Linked DNA regions of Mus musculus: region 2 is linked to region 1. Evidence: chromatin loops called from intact Hi-C (ENCODE). Cell type or tissue: left cerebral cortex. All regions are shown on one strand. Each heading gives the region's core, and the rest is flanking DNA. Links, peaks and the distances in the headings are about the cores only.

Evidence for each region. A loop is a pair of places that touch in the nucleus more often than their neighbours do. Peaks named below come from ENCODE experiments on the same cell type or tissue, not always from the same donor. Only the 100,000 strongest peaks of a DNase experiment are listed, where the experiment ranks them.
Region 2: it touches region 1 in a loop (5-fold over the local background); 19 of 42 quality-filtered maps call a loop at or near these places.

What each region holds. Positions count from the first base shown.
Region 1 is chr16:97,800,712-97,809,144 of GRCm38, reverse strand. Prdm15 (PR domain containing 15) reads left to right here. Exons shown (of 24, transcript NM_144789.2): 14 at 359-490; 15 at 1,289-1,423; 16 at 1,973-2,136; 17 at 2,591-2,670; 18 at 2,981-3,100; 19 at 5,304-5,435. Among named protein-coding and RNA genes, the nearest start is that of Ripk4, 41 kb to the right of the region's middle. In left cerebral cortex, for the core only: a CTCF peak has its summit at 4,054 (motif pointing left); DNase peaks (open chromatin) are centred at 3,296, 3,565 and 4,029; H3K27ac peaks cover 1,344 bases.
Region 2 is chr16:97,874,245-97,882,677 of GRCm38, reverse strand. It overlaps C2cd2 (C2 calcium-dependent domain containing 2), which reads left to right. Exons shown (of 14, transcript NM_174847.2): 7 at 984-1,089; 8 at 3,004-3,068; 9 at 5,446-5,570; 10 at 6,284-6,458; 11 at 7,436-7,549. It overlaps Mir6964 (microRNA 6964), which reads left to right and starts at 5,387; the gene lies at 5,387-5,445. In left cerebral cortex, for the core only: a CTCF peak has its summit at 3,342 (motif pointing right); a DNase peak (open chromatin) is centred at 3,338.

The sequences.
Region 1 (8,433 bases), core at 86-8,085:
TGAGTAAATCTGCATCCATTGTCTGGGCTGGAAATAGGAACATGAAGCAGTATTCAAACTGAGTTGAGTGTCTTCTTTTGTATCTATTTTGAGAAAATTGTAGGTGTATCTTCATGGCTCCTCAGTAGACTCTGTGCCGATGAGCTGTTTAAGTGCATAAGCACTCTGTTGTACTCCATTGCAGCAGAGGCTGGAAACAGCGTGTCTGTTGTGGTGTGAGTAGATGTTTAAATCACCATAAGTCTAGAACTTGCCACGTATTCTAGGCCTGGAAGTAGCTTGTCCTGTGGGCCATAGGGATCAGCTTATGTGTATGTCCAGTAACCTAGCCCTCACTGTACTGTCTCCCTGTCCCCAGGTGTTCTCCTGTCGGAGCAACATGAACAAGCACCTGCTGACCCACGGTGACAAGAAGTACACCTGCGAGATCTGTGGGCGCAAGTTCTTCCGAGTGGACGTACTCAGGGACCACATCCATGTCCACTTCAAGGTGCAGTTCCCATACAGGTGGCACTTGGGGACCTGGCTCACCCTGGGGCAGTATCTCTTAGTACATAGATGAGGCACTTACCAGCAACAGACTGAAAGTTCGAGATGAAGGTACTGGAAAGTTCACTGTCTGTTGAAGGCATCCTCGTCCATCCATCGCTCTCTTGCTGCGTCCTCACATGGTGGAGGGATGAGACTGCTAAAGGCTGTTATCCTACTTCTGGGTGTCAGACCCTGTCATTCCCCAAAGGGCCTGCTTCCTCAAGTGTCTCCTCGGGTGAAATTTTAACACATGGGCACTGGCAAGCTCTTCATACAGTCTTATACTAGCACATCTGTTTGTCCACCTGTGGGGCCTGAACAGAGATTCTTCCTGTGTGGGACCTGACAGATTACTCTTAGCTGGGCCTTTACCCCAGAACAATGGGTGTAGGGAGGGTGGCAGTCTGCTGCATCCCCGCCTTTAGGGAAAAGATGAGTAGTGCAGGAGCCCCAGGATGTGGAGAACTGGGTGTGAGGTCAGGTGGGAGAAGAACCTGTCTGAGTCAAAGGCCGAGTCCCGTGCAGTGCTGCAGCAGTCTGTGCTGTCCTCCAGGACTTTGCCTGGGCACAGGTGGGATGGTTTTGCTGGATTGGTGACTCTGAGGGCTGGTGAATGCCTGTGCCACAGAATGGTCAGGCCTAGTACCATCCCAAGGGACATAGGTGTAGCTCGCTAAGCAAACAACTCATTCCCTGAAAGTAATGACCAGCGAATCAGTTCACTGTGTTAGAGGCCGGGTTTGTGACTCCTCTGCAGGACATCGCGCTAATGGATGACCACCAGCGGGAGGAGTTCATTGGCAAAATTGGGATCTCCTCAGAGGAGAATGATGACAACTCTGATGAGAGCGCAGACTCTGAGCCACACAAGTACAGCTGCAAGAGGTGCCAGGTACTCAACACTCTGCCCCAAGCATGGCTTCCAGGGAGAAATTTGTAACCATGGAGCTGTGGGGAACTCACAGCACTGTTTTGTGCGTTTCCTCCACTGAAGAAGGTTGTTTCATATCATCTGGGCTTAGGGATGGTAACCATAGGCCTCACACCCATCCGAACCCACTTGTGGTTTGGCACACCCATAAGCAGGACTGCTTACTAGGGTAGGGCCAGTGTCTTAGGAACTGGCCTCAGTAGCCTCACTGGCCTCAGATTGAGGATGCCTTGACCCATCCCTCTCTTGATCCAGCCAGCCTGAAATGTATCTATGCTACACAAGGCAGGGTGCGTGCTTAAAGGGAGGACAATGATTGCCAAGCAGTCCATAACCTGAGTTTCCATAGCCTCTCCTGTTAAACAGCAAACTTCTGTGCATATCCCTCCACAAGCCCCCCTCTGGCATGAGTAGCTGACCCTCTTCGGGTATCTAGCTGACACGAGTGTAGGTAGTAAAGATGCCCAGGGATGCCAGAGAGTCAGCAGCCTCCACCCTGTGTTCTCACAGCTCACTTTCGGCCGTGGGAAGGAATACCTGAAGCACATCATGGAGGTGCACAAGGAGAAGGGCCACGGCTGCAGCATCTGCCACCGACGCTTCGCACTCAAGGCCACCTACCATGCCCACATGGTCATCCACCGGGAGAACCTGCCTGACCCCAACGTGCAGAAGTAAGACTCTGTGCAAGAGGGGGACTCTGCAAAGCCACAGTGCTCAGCTTAGCAGATCACAATCATTGCGTCACCTTATGCCAGATATCTGGGACACCTGCCCTTCCTCTGCACCAGCCTTCTGTACACGTCTGTCTCTTGTTTCCTCTTCTTAAGGATTAGGGTCACCATGGTGACTCCATTTTGATCTGTTCTATAAATGTCTGTCTCCACATGCAGCCACATTCTTATCTAGGACTTAAACAACAATTTGAGGGAGACAATTCAGCCCATTATAGAAGCTGAGGTCATAACACCTTTTGCCTCACCTCCATCGATAAAGGAACTTTCACACAGGCCCCTCACAGCTGAGGATACATACCCTCATAGCAGATAAGGCCTTCACAGTGAGTGAACCCCTCGGGTGATGAGCCCCTGGGGCTGTGTAGCTCCTGAGGTTTGCCTCTCCTTTCAGGTACATTCACCCCTGTGAGATCTGTGGGAGGATATTCAACAGCATTGGGAACTTGGAGCGCCACAAACTCATCCACACAGGTAAGATGCTCCTGTTGTGATGATTGGTGCTAGCTCGTCTGCCCCAGCGGCAGGATTCCCCCCATCATTCTCCCTGGCTCCATACACAGACAACCACACCTCGGATGTGTCCCCATCTCTCCAGCTTTCATCCTGGCCTCCCCTGACACTTGCAGCACATCCTTCAGATCCACCTGTGTCCACTCCAGGTCCTCAGGGCCTTCGCATGCCAAAGACTCCCATGTCTGAAAAGGCAGCCCACATAGGCTTCTTGCTGAGACCTCTTTCTGTGCGAGCTAAGGCTTTCAGACACTCCTGTGTTTGTTTATAGGTGTGAAAAGCCACGCCTGTGAGCAGTGTGGGAAGTCCTTTGCCAGGAAGGACATGCTGAAAGAGCACATGCGTGTGCATGACAACATCCGGGAGTACCTGTGCGCCGAGTGTGGGAAAGGTGGGTGTGTACCTAGAGCACCAGAAGGTCCCTCAGGGCCACAGGGTACCCTGGAGTCATAGGACACCCCAAGCCACCAGAGCAAGTTCAGCCTTGCACCCAGCTTGCTTATGATCACTAAAATTCTAGACCTGAACATAGACATAGTCTGTGCATACGGCTGAGGGGGTGGTGCTGCTAGGAGTCATGAGAGTCTTTTTGGCAAAGGAGGTTCAGGGTCCCAGATATAGAAATCTTTCTCAAAATCACATCACTTACCACAAAATCATCCACAAGGCATCTGTATCGCCTGCAGGAAAAGCTGGATGTTCCAAATTGATGACGTTCTATTGTCTAAGACAGGGTCTGTGTAGCCCAGGCTGGCCTCCTGCTCTATGACCTTGAGTACAACCTCTCTTCTCAAGCCCCTTTCTGCCCGGTTCTGCCTAGCTTTCCCTTCTCTTGCCACATACTATGTAGGTTCTCCCATCCCCCAGTCTCACTTAGAACAGAAGCCCTGTGAAACCAGGGAGTTCTGTCTAACATACCACTTGGTCTCTAGTCCCAGGCACACAAATAGTCAGAGCCATAGCAGGTATGAGAACAAATGAGTGAGTGAGTAAGACCATGAATAGGTGTTAGAACTGTGAGGGTGAGGTTTGTACCAACAGACTGCAGTCCTTTGCAAGACAGACAAGCAGTGGCAGAGGACAATACTGTGCCACTGTTTTGAGCAGAGCCTGATGTGATGGAGGCAGGGCCTGAGAGGGATTGAGAACAGTTTGGCTGAATCTCTCATCACCTGTGGTTTTTGTCCTTGGGTGGTGGGAGATATATGGCATTTTTAGTATGAGGATTAGGCAGAGGTGGGAATTAAGGTAAAATTGCTCTTCCATAGTCAGAAAGGCCTGGCACTTAGCCAGCCAGGGACTGGCAGCTGAAAGACATGGTGCGACTCCTGCGCCCTCTGCTGGCTCTAGTTTGACAGGCCCTATGGCCCAGCTGGGTTGTCTGAAGTCTCTCCACACTGAGAGACAGGTAAAGATGTAAGTGGTAACGAAATGGGACGGGGTGAGCAATTGTCCAGCTGAGTTTAGAGCTGAGAGGGGGCTTTGGGCACACTGCGCCCACTCAGTGTGACACCACTGCTGGCTTGTCTACTGGAGGGTCTAAGGACTGCACTCTGCCTGCCCTGATGTTTGAGCACTCTGGGTGTACTGCTGCTGCTAGTGACCACTGCTTTTCACCCAACTAGGTGGTGACTGGTGAGGGTGCTTCACCCTTTCCTCAACATCAGCCTGTAGTCAGTGAGATTTTGGTTGGTTTCAATGTCTAAGATTAGCATCTGGCCAGGCAGTGGTGGCACGCGCCTTTAATCCCAGCACTTGGGAGGCAGAGGCAGGCGGATTTCTTAGTTCGAGGCCAGCCTGGTCTACAGAGTGAGTTCCAGGACAGCCAGGGCCACACAGAGAAACCCTGTCTCGAAAAAAAAAAAAAAAAGAAAAAAGAAAAATACAACCAAAACCAAAAAAGTATCCATCTGGCAAGATGGCTTGGTGAATAGAGGTGCTTCCACATACGTGTAATAAGTGATTCCTGCACCCTGCAGGGTAGCAAGAACTGACTCTGGAGAATTGTCTTCTGATCTTGAATGTTAGCGCCCTCTCACACACACTCATTCATTCTCTTTCTCTCTCTCTCTCTCTCTTCCTCCCTCCTCTCTTTCTCTTTGTCTCTCTCTCTCTCTCACACACACACACTCTCTCTCTTTCTCTCTCACACACACACACATTCTCAAGACAGGGTTTCTCTGTGTAGTCTTGGCTGTTCTAGAACTCTGTAGACCAGGCTGGGCTCAAACTCACAAAGATCCATCTGCTTTTGCCTTCCGAGTGCTGGGATCAAGGCATACACTACCACTGCCCAGCTAAAAATATTTTTTTAAAGAATGGCTTTTCTTTAAAAAAAAAAAATGTAGATCTAGAGTCCTCATCTTAGTTACCATTTATGTCATCGAGATAGACATCCTGTACACATCACTACATCATCTCAGGTGCTGTTGTTGACACACTGCCATTTTAATGTCACAGTAAATCTCTAGTGGCCTTCTAAGGTGGCCTTCTAAAGATTCTGCTCATTCTGTGTCTGGGTTCAGACAGGTGCTTCAGGTGACCTGAGGCAAGTTCTGGGGAGTGTGGCACTCATACTGATCTGCCCCCTGCAGGTATGAAGACCAAGCATGCACTGCGCCACCATATGAAGCTGCACAAAGGCATCAAGGAGTATGAGTGCAAGGAATGTCACCGCAAGTTTGCACAGAAGGTCAACATGCTCAAGCACTACAAACGGCACACAGGTGTCCCAACTCTCCAAAACCAAATAGCCCTAGAGCGAGTTCCTCAGGGTTTTCTCTCTCTGTTCCTAGCCCCAAGCTTGCTATTATCCTGGCTGATGTGGGATGAGGCTGTGCATCTCAGAGCTCCCTTACTTCATGAGCACTGTAACCCTGTGTATACAAGTAAAACCCCACTGCAAATGTCTGCGCCAGAGATCTTTTATGAGTTTGCCAATGGACCCCTGGAAATCGTAGCCACTTACTGGGGCTCTCCATTTCTGCACAGGATCAAAACCCTATGGCATCATCATCAGTGTGAGTTTTTTTTCCATGTCTCTTTAGTGTTTTCCACCCCACTCTGTAGCCCTGGCTGTCCTAGAACTCACTCTGTAGACCAAGCTGGCCTCAAACTCATTAAGATTAGTTTGCCTCTGCCTCCGGAGTGCTAGGATTAAAGGTGTGCACCATTGCTACCACCCCCTACCTGGCATGTTTTTAGTTTTAATAATAGTCATTCTAACTAGGGTGAGCTGGCTCCTCATTGGAGTGTTGGTTTTCTTTTTCTTTCTTTTTTCTTTTTTTTTTTTTTTCATAGTGAAAATTTTATTTTCAATTATCTGGTGTCAGTCAAGGATGCCCACATATCAGCTCTCTCAAGGTGGCTGTTAGGAGCTCCATTAGTGCTTTCAAAGTCAGCATTCCCCCTGAAGTTAGTGTTGGTTTTCATTTCCGTGGTGACTGATGGTAATGAGCAGTTTTCTTATATTTGTGTCTATTATAATCATTTCTGATTTTTAGCTTGGATTGCTTGTTTCTAAAATGTTGGCTTGTTATACATTATTCATATTAACTAATAGATGACTGGCTGACAGGTGTCTTCTCCCATTCTGTCCATTGTCTCCTCACTCTGAGCTGGTATTGTATTTAAGGTATTATACCAAGGTATTATATTTAATCTTTGATCCGTTCTAAGTTGTTTTTTTTTTGTAGAGGTTAGAATCAAGCTTGAAGCTTCAGCATGTAGACATCCATTTTCCATGTCACCATTTTTGAAAGTTGGCTGTACATGCATGGCTTTATCTTAGGCTCTATTTTGTGGGTGTGTGTGTTTGTTTCTAATGTTAGTACTGTCATGGTTTTGTACTTAGGACTCTTTAGTGTCAGGTCATTTCTGTTATTTCTGCCAGGCTTTCATTCAAACTTCTGCCAGGCTTTCATTCAAACTTCAGGATTGTGTTTCTGATTCTGTAAAGAAGTCTTGGGTGGCCGGGCAGTGGTGGCGCACACCTTTAATCCCAGCACTTGGGAGGCAGAGGCAGGCGGATTTCTGAGTTCAAGGACAGCCAGGGCTGCACAGAGAAACCCCGTGTCGGACAACCAAAAAAAAAAAAAAAAAAAAAAAAAAGGAAGTCGTCTTGGGTGTATTGGTGTATTGCACTGAACCTGTAAATCCCTGTGTTGAGTCAACATTTTAACAGTATTCATTCTTTTTTTTTTTTTTTTTTTTTTTTTTTGGTTATTCGAGACAGGGTTTCTCTATCCCTGGCTGTCCTGGAACTCACTTTGTAGACCAGGCTGGCCTCGAACTCAGAAATCCACCTGCCTCTACCTCCCAAGTGCTGGGATTAAAGGTGTGCACCACCACCGCCCAGGCTATGGATGTGAAACATCTCTGCAGTTTTTGGTGCTGCAGTGGTTTTTATCATGTTTATAATTTTCATTGTAGGAACATTTCACTGATTTCATTATATTCTAGGTATTTGTTTCTTATTAGCTAGTGTGACTGGAATTGCTTACATGATTTTTTAATTGAATATTTTGTTTACATTTCAAATGTTATCCCCTTTCCTGGTTTCCCCTCTGCAAAACCCCATCCCATCCCCCCTTACCCTGCTTCTATGAGGGTGCTCCCCCACCCAGCCACCCACCTACCCACTCCTGCCTCATTGCCCTAGCATTCCTTTACACTGGGACATCATGTCTTCACAGGACCAAGGACTTCCCCTCCCACTGATGCCAGATAAGGCACCTTCAGTTCTTCCCCTACTCCTCTATTGGGGTCCCTGTGCTCAGTCCGATGGTTGGCTGTGAGCATCCACATCTGTATTGGTCAGGATGCTTTCATGATTTTTAATTTAAAATACACTTTAAGGCAGGAGGTGGTGCTGTACACTGTTAATCCCAGCACTCAGGAAGCAGGCAGATCTCTGAGTTTGAGGTCAGCCTGGTCTACAGGGTGTGTTTCTGGACATACAGGGCTACAGAGAGAAACACTGTCTCCAAAAATCAAAACATCAACAAATAGAGTATACTTTAATGAAAAGACTTCCTTTTAATTAAAAGTGACTTTTGTAATCTGAAGCTGTGGTGGCCGCAGACTTTACAACCTGCTCCCCAGGCTTCAGCCACCAGTACTGTAACACCCCAGTGCTCCTGAGGCACATGATGGACATGTTCTCTCTGTTGGAAAGCCTGGTGGCAGCGTCAGGGGCTGGACTCTTGGCTACATTAAGTTTACTACTACCTGAAGGGATCTTGTGAATTTGAGGGGTTTGCTCTTCCACAAGTCCCAGCATCTCTATTGTCTCCTTTCCCCAGTGTGGACATAGTGTGTGGTTTGTGTGTGTGCCTATGAGAGATCACATGCCTTCTGTCATGCTCTGTTGTGTGGAAACTGGAACACAGACAGAATCCCTGTCCTGAGCCTGGTAGCTCTTCTCTTTAAAAGCATTTGCTAAGTGTCCAGCCTGAACTTCCCTACTTTATCTCAGGATTTTCTTTTTTAATTTAGTGTGTATTTACTGTACAAAATGACAGAGTTCACAACATTTTTATACATGCAGATGATGTATGTTTTCATGATTTTTTCCCCAGCAGATATTGTTGATGTATAATTTTTATTTCAAGAGGTTGGCCTTGAACTCCTTCTGTAACTAAAGATGATCTGTAACTATTGATTTCCCCATCTCTGCTGTCTGAGATTACAGATGTACACTGCCACACCTGGTTTATGCGGTGC
Region 2 (8,433 bases), core at 127-8,126, 73 kb before region 1:
AGGAGGAGGAAGGCAGTTGAGGAGTCATGGTTTTCCCAGGATTCCCAGTGATCACTGAGGCCCCCTGTGAGAATGGAAGTGAGATTCTGGTTGTTGTTTAAGAACACTAGGAGTTCTGGTCACTGTTTGCAAAGGTTCTTCCACTTTACAAGGCATAGAGAGGCTTCATGTGAACTAAGTCTCTACAAAGATGGCGGTAGCTGATGGTTTTGCAGCAAGTGCTTGCATGTTGCCTTTCATAACCTGGATCACCTAGTGGCTGAGTGGGTCCCCTGGACTACCAGGTTGTGGTGGGGCCCCATTTTGGGGTGCACATGCTATGAAACCAGATCCCATTCCCCAGCCATACTAAGATGCCCATAGCTGGAAATGGATCTGAGTCTTTCCTTGAGGAGTGACTATGAAAGTTACCCTACCTGAAACATGGTAAGGAGTCAAGCATTGTGGTCAAGTTACTGACCACAGAGGACTTGAGGACTGATGCTCTAGAGGAAACATTGTCTCAGAGCAGGAACAGTTGTGAAATGTCAAAGTGCCTATACCAAGTACCCACAAAGGATCGTGGGATAGATGAGGAAAGAAAACATCTGCTTGTTGTAAGTGGGATACGGGTTGTCTGTGAGGTGCAGCCACAGTTTAAGCTCAATATCGACCATCGTTTGGGTAGGCTGTTAGTCTAGTCTAAAGAGGAGCCAAGCCTAAGCAGGTGTGTTGCTTCTGGGTGAGGCTCCATACCTTAGAGTCCTGCCTGCTTCCAGGATTGATGAATTGATGAAGAAGTAGGACACTAGGGCCAGTCCAGGGCTGTTACCACCAAGTTATTGCCCCAGCATTGAGAGTGTGTAAATGGGAAATGACAGAAAGGTTTCTTGGGTGAGATTTTTTTTTCAGTTAATTTATTACTCTTTCTTGTGTGGGTAAGCAAAGTGTTAATGCAATTAAAAAATAAAAGCCAAATACAACCTTGCTTCATCTGATCACAGGCCTTAGCCATGTGTGCGTGGCTCAGCTGAACGATCCTGAACAGAGATTCATCAGCACCCTAGTGAGAAACACTACTGACCTCAGTTGGGAGGAGGAATTCACCTTGTGAGTACAGCCTGCATCCTCAGAGGCCTGCTGGTGGCAGCTAGGTCTGCTCAAGACGGACAGATCCTGGAGTCATTGTATAGCACTGTTTACACTAAGAAAATGTAAAATTAAAGAAATGAAAACAAGTTGTCCTGAGTTTCTGAAAGATAGCCAGCTCCATGTCAAACATGGACTTCCTTTTAAAGGCAGCTCCAGGGATCACCCTTCTTTCTCTTTCTCTATTGTGACAAAGGACTGTTTCCCTTAGCACCCAGCCACACAGAACAGAAGGAAGCCTCTAACTGATGCCAACCTCTGGTGGAGAAAATAGAAAGGGGACATGAAAACCATTTATAAATAACAGTATAAAGATCCTAAGTAAAAAGTCATCACATGGGATCCAATGATGCATTAAAATAAATCTATTTGGGAGCTGTGGCTCTGGTCAAGAGCATTGGCTGTTCTTGCAGACCTAGGTTTAGTTCCCAGAACCTGTTATTCCAGGGGATCTGATACCTTCTTCTGGCCTCTGCAAGAACCGAGAGTACATGTGATATACATACATGTAGGCAAAACATGGACACACGTAAAATAAAGTGTTTATATAGCCATTCTGTTAAAAATAAATAAATCCAAGCTGGGTATGGTAGAGCATGCCATTAATCCCAGTACTTGGGAGGCAGAGGTAGAGGCAGGCAGATCTCTGAGTTTAAGGTTGTCCTCTTTTACATAGTGAGTTGCAGGACAGTCAGAGCTATCTAGAGACTGTCTCAAAAAACAAACAAATCCACAAATCCAGTTTGCACCAGAAATGTAAAGCTGGCTTAATATAAGAAAATTCATTAATAACTTCCACTGTACCAGCAAGTCATAGGAGAAAGTAAACTGCCTGACTTCACACCTACCCCAAAGAGAGTTGGTAGTGTTTAATACTGGGTCCCAGTTTTGAAAACACTTAACTAGGAGAAATTCATGAACACATTTGTAAGAGGAGTTTAAAGATCTCACCATGAGTGATCGGTCATAGTGGCAGACCACTGGCATCAGGATGCTATGATCTTGATCTAGAAAAACTGATTAGCGCACTTAGAAAAGACCAAGGAATGACAGAAATGATGGGCGGATCCTGGAAAGGGAGCTGGAGGGACAGTCTGGTGGGTAAAGACTTGCTGCCAAACTTGACAGCAGATCCCAGGATTCCAATTTTCAGGACCCACTTTGCGGAGAGAACCAACTGTAGTGAGTTATCCTCTGACCTCCAACTGTGTGAGGATGTTAATCTCCATTTGTTTACTGGAAAGGACTCTGTTATTAAACAGTCTATCTGTAAGGACTTGGATGGATAAGTTTTATAAGGCCAAGGCAGAAGAGTACTAGACACCTGTAAAAAGTACAGTTGTTCTTCAGTCTGTGATATCTCCAGGGAATCACCTAAAGCTGTTAAAGGCGATGGTGGATATAGCATTGATGAATGGGTCTTATGCAAAAGATAGAAAAGAGGGAGGCTTGTTGGAATTCTGTGTTTTATACTCAATTATACACAGTCGTGCTTTATAAATGGTAGCAGTGGCATGTGACATTCAATTTTAAGTTCATAAAAATTAACCAAATGAACTCAGGGTCTCAGTCTGCACTGCCCACCTGTCATGTGCTACATGGCTGGTATATTAGCTCAATACACTTCTTATCACCAAAGGGTGTTCCATGGGTCCCCACTGAAAGGCCAACCCTTGGTTGAATTGGTGGCTATTTCTGAACTGTCAGGCTGCCGGCAGTGTGTTTTTAATGACTGACAACCATGTGTCTTTAGTATAATAATATATATATATACACACATACATACATACATACATGGCATGGTGTGTGGGGTGGGAAACTCAACCCTACAGCATGGAGCTTTGGATGGCTCACATGGGTTTGTTCTTTTTGCAGTGAACTGAACGCCAAATCCAAGGAGCTGGTCCTGCAGATCTCACAGGATGGGTGCTCCTCAGAAGGTGGGTGGTGAATATGTAGAGAAGTGTTCCAGATGAGCACTCTGGTCTAGGCTCTGGAATGGGGAGGGGAGAAACCCTGAGAAGGAGGTGGCCTCCTCCTCTGAACCAGAGGTCTCCCAACTAAATGTTTGGTACAAAGTTAAGAATCAACAGTGTCATTCCTTTGGGGGTCATGCTTGTCTAGTTTTTAAACATTTTCCTTAATCGTTATGTGTGTGAGTATGTTGCCTGTCAAATATGCCTGTGCACTGTGTGCATGTAGTGCTTACAGAGGCCACAAGAGGGTGCCAAATCTTTCAGGACCAGATGGTTGTGAGTTTCTGTGTCAGGCTGGGAACTGAACCTGGATCTTCTAGAAGAGTAGCCAGCATGCTTAGCACCTAATCTTCTCCCCAGGCTCTACTGTTAAACTCCAGAATCTTCCATCAATAATTTTTAAATTAGAGGAGCAATTTCAAACCATTCTAGACTTAACAGACTTCCTTTTATATATATATATATATATAGTTTTGTTGTTTTTCGAGACAGGGTTTCTCTGTATAACCCTGGCTGTCTTAGAACTCACTCTGTAGACCAGGCTGGCTTTGAACTCAGAAATCTGCCTGCCTCTGCCTCCCAAGTGCTAGGATTAAAGGCATGCACCACCATTGACTGGTGTTTCAATTTTTTAAAATAAAAAAAAACCAAAAAAATACGTAACAAGCCAGGTAGTGGTGGTTTACTCCTTTAATCCCAGCACTTGGGAGGCAGAAGCAGGTGGGTATCTGTGACTTTGAGGCCAGCCTTGTTTGTCTACAGATGGAGTCCAAAACAGCCAGGGATACACAGAGAAACCCTGTCTCAAACAAACAACACACTTTCCCATCATAGCCATTGTTAGCCCTAGCAGCGCCTGTCCTAATGTCCCTCTCTATAAGTTTCAGCTGATGTTTCCTTACAGAATAAGTCCCTTGGCTGAATTTAAAATGAACACACGAGGGCTGGAGAGATGGCTCAGTAGTTAGGAGCACTGACTGCTCTTTCAGCAACCACATGGTGGCTCTGTAATGGGATCCCTTTTCTGGTGTCTGAAGACGACACAGTGTATTCATATAAAGTAAATAAATCTTTAAATAAATAAATATATATATATACATATACATACATACATACATACATACACACACACACACACACACACACACGATTCAGACAGAGGAAGTTTAGGGTAAAGTCACCAACATAATCATGGATCTAAGTTTGTTAGATTTTTTTTTTGTTTTTACATTCTTTTGTGGTATGTCTGTGTAGGTTCGAGGACAGCTTGCAGGAGTTGATTCTCTTTCTATCTTGGGGGGGTCCTGGAAATCAAGTGTAATTTGTCAGGCTTGGTGACAGGTGCCTTTACCTGATGAACCATCTTGCTGGTCCTTAAATTATTTTTTTCTTTCATTTTGTGGTGCTGGGCTTCAAGCATGTTAGATAAAGTGTTGTACCACTGAGTTACACTCTCAGACCTCTTGGATGTTAAAATCCATACAAACATTAAAATTGGGAAGGTAGAGACCATTGTCCTATCCAGCTGTACCATTGAGTCTCTTGGTGATTCTTCTGAAGGGAAGTTGGAAGGCAAGAGACTGAGCAGATGTTCATGTCCTAGTTACCGTTAAGAGTTCTGTTCTAGCCTTTTGGAATCACCTGTCTTTAGATGCCTGGGGAGGTGATAAGAAAAACCTTCTCTTCATTGAGTGATTATATAGGACACCCTGCATCAGGCTACCTTTAACTTCTCATTCCTCCCAGTCCCTGCTCCTGGTGGCCCACCGTCCTCCATTCCAAGGCAGCCGGGTGTAGTCTGTGAAACTGCAGCTTTACAGAAGCCATGTAGAGTATGCCCGTGTAGTCTGTGTTTAAATTCTCATTCTGACTATTTGCCCTGTTGCTCATAATCTTTGTGTGATTAGTCATTACACTCCTATCTGTCTCCCTCTTCCTCCTTTCTCACCCTCTTTCTCCTTACTTATTCTTGTTTCTCACATATAGGGTACACATTCTATAGCAGGTCACTGTCATCATGCCTTGACCCCTCCATCCTTGCCCAGGACATTTAGTAGTCACACCACTACCACCACCACCACCTCTACCACCACCACCACACACATCTGTTTTCCAGTTTCTGTCAGTGGTTCAAGGATGGTTGATGCAGTTCTACACCCTATGTGCTTTGGATATGGCCTTTGGCAGGCCTGGCATGTAGCCCCATTCCCTCTGGAATGCCCACAACCTCTTTATGTTTTATGTTTGGTGATACTAACACTGTGTAGTGAACCTAACGGAACCCCCCTTGGGGTGTGAGACTGGAAACATCACCATTGTTCTTTCTTGTCTTCCACTCTAGGTCTGTTGGGGATAGCAACCATTCACCTGGACCTATTTAGGAAGCAGCCTAATGGCCCACAGACCTTCAGACTGATCAGTGGGACAGAGCCTGACAGCTTGGTGTTGGGCTCAGTCACTGCAGAGGTATGGTGGCATGTTCTCTGCTGCTACAGTCCTGTCTCCTGCCTGCCAGGGCTCACTGTTGCCTCCATATGACATGCTGAGCTCACCCACGATGTCCTGTTCTCACCATGGGCTTCAGGCTCAGGTGAACACATCTTGCCAGGACTGGCTTAAGGTGGCTTAAGCTGGCTACTATAGGAGATGACCTTTCCCAGTGTCATCTCAGCTAACCCAGCTGCCCTCCTTTTAACGTGGGTCTTTGTCAGTCCAGGTTGATTTAAAAAGAAAATTAAGTAATATGGGTGAAGAAACTAAAGTAGAGGTTATTGGGGCGGGGGGGTGGGGGGGGAGTGTACTGCAGCCAAGTCAGCCTGTTGTTACTGTCTGCAGAATACATATTTGCAGGTCTACAGCTGTAGTTTGCACCAACCAGTCTGAAAATATTCAGGGAAAACCAAACAAATAAAAATCATCCAAACTACATCAAACTGAACAAGTATATACCTTTTCCTCTTACCATAATTCCTTGAGCAGTACAGAAAAATATCTATTCCCTTGCATTTTTGTTGTATTTGGTTTGAGAGGTCATCTAGAGGTCATTACTATACCAGGAAAGGACATGGGTATTCTGTGACACCATGTTCTGTGTGTGGGTTGTGGCCTAGAGAGCGTGAGAAGCAGTTGTCCGTGGAATCTCCTCTGTGTTTCAAAATGAATGTCTGTCTTTGCCATAGTTTTCTTACGTAGAACCTGGGGAGCTGAAATCCTGGCCAGCTCCTCCCCCTGTTTCTGCTGCAAAGATAGAAAAGGACCGTACGGTGATGCCATGTGGGACTGTGGTCACCACTGTCACTGCTGTGAAGACCAAACCTCGGTTTGACACTGGGAGGGCAACCCCACTGAACTCAGGTGAGACCAGAGTGCATTCTCATTGCAGGAGATCCACAGGCTCCCAGCCTCTGGGGTGGGGGTGGGTGGGGCTCACCCTGCAACACTGAGCATCGTGGCATTCAGTGTCAAGGCTTAGCAGAGAAGTCTGGTGGCCTGGAAAAAGACGAGGGAGGGGAGGGAGGGAGAGATGGGGGTGGAGAGAGAGAGAGAGAGAGAGAGAGAGAGAGAGAGAGAGAGAGAGAGAGAGAGAGAATATGTTAAGAGACAGAGATGAGGTTCTTCCAGCCACATGGAACTCAGCACTCCATCATACTCGTGATTATTACAAGTCTAATACAGGTAACTGAATGTATGTTAAACACCACTGATAAAGAGGCATGATGTGGGCTGAAGATGTGGCTCAGCTGGGTAGTATTCATCTAGCATAGAGGAAGCCCTGGAGTGGATCCCAGAATTGTATCAAGTAGACATAGTGGCACACATTTGTAATCCCAGAACTGAGGAAATGGAGGTAGAAGGATCAGGAGTTCAAGTCATTCTTGCCTAACATGAAATATTATCCAACCTGGGATGTATGATGACTGGTCTCCAAAAAAAAAAAAAAAAAAAGGAGCTTTGGGGTTTTGGGTTTTTTGTTTTTTAAATGAAGCCAGCACAAACCTTTCTTTTGCATTGTAGCTAGCCCCTGGGTGGTCAAAAGAAAAATACATTGTTATACCTTCCCAAAGTAGCTCCCATGGCACAGGTCAGGGACCCACAATTCACATGAGAACTCTAGTTTTATTAAAATGTCTCTGAATTTTTGCTCCAATCTAGACCCCCAGCCCCACTTTTGCCAACACAGTGGAAGAGCCAAATGTGTGAGTCTAAAAGCCCAGCTACAGCCAGTAATAACTGCAGGGCCTCAAGGTGCACTAGGGGCTTCCCCCCATAGATTTCTAGAATCTTCTGTTGAAAATTTGCATGCCCTTGCTGATGGAGTCTTGTTCTTGCAGAGTCCCCTGTGAGGACACCCGTCACAGTGAAGGTCATTGAGAAGGACATCTCTGTCCAGGCCATTTCTTGCCACAGCGCCCCCGTCAGCAAGACATTCTCCTCTTCAGACACGGGTAAGATATCTGTGTACTTCTGAGCTTTAGGAGTGAGGGTTTCCTTCTCCCCTACCTGCTTGGGGCGTCTTTGGTTTGGTAGCAAATAGAAAATGAAAAAGCTGGGAATGTCAGGTAAAGGGAGACTGGGGACATAGCTGGGCCCCTTGGTAACTTTATGAAAGCTATTTTATCGTTTGGCATGTGGATGACGTCAGAGCCATTGGGTGAGCGACACTGGGGACAGCGTGGCCTGGACACTGTGCTTTCTCCACACTGTCCACACAAGCATTTAAGAGTCATTTTCTGAGCTCTCTGGGTACCTTTTTAAAGTTATTTTTACATAGCTGCAATCAATCAGTTGACAGAAACAGCTTCATGGTGGGAAAGCTTATTTTGGCTCCAGTTTTAGTCCCTCATGGGGTTGGGGAGAGGCATGACTGTGTAAATACATAAGGAGTCAGGATCATATTAGACCAGGACATAAAGAGATTCTAAACCCAGGGCTATCCCCTTCAAAGCCTGTCCCTAGTGTCAGACGTCTGCCAGCTAGGCCCCACCTTCTAAAGGTTCCACAGCCTCCCAAAATAGTGTCATTGGCTGGGGAACAAGTATTCATAACATGAGCCTATGGGAGACATTTGATATCTAAGCCATGGTATTGCATCCTGGCTGGCTCCAAAGGTTCACAGTCATCTTATAATGCAAAATACAATTAGTTTAACTTTAAGAGTCCCCATAAACTTAATAGTTCCAACACTGTTCAAGGATCTGAGTGTAGAGTTTTGTTTTTGAGATTCAGGGATGTCACTTAGTTGTGAGCCCCTGTAAAACCAAAAGGAGAGTTAGATATTTCCAGACTGCAAGGGTACAGAGTAATCGTGCCCATTCAGAATGGAGAAATG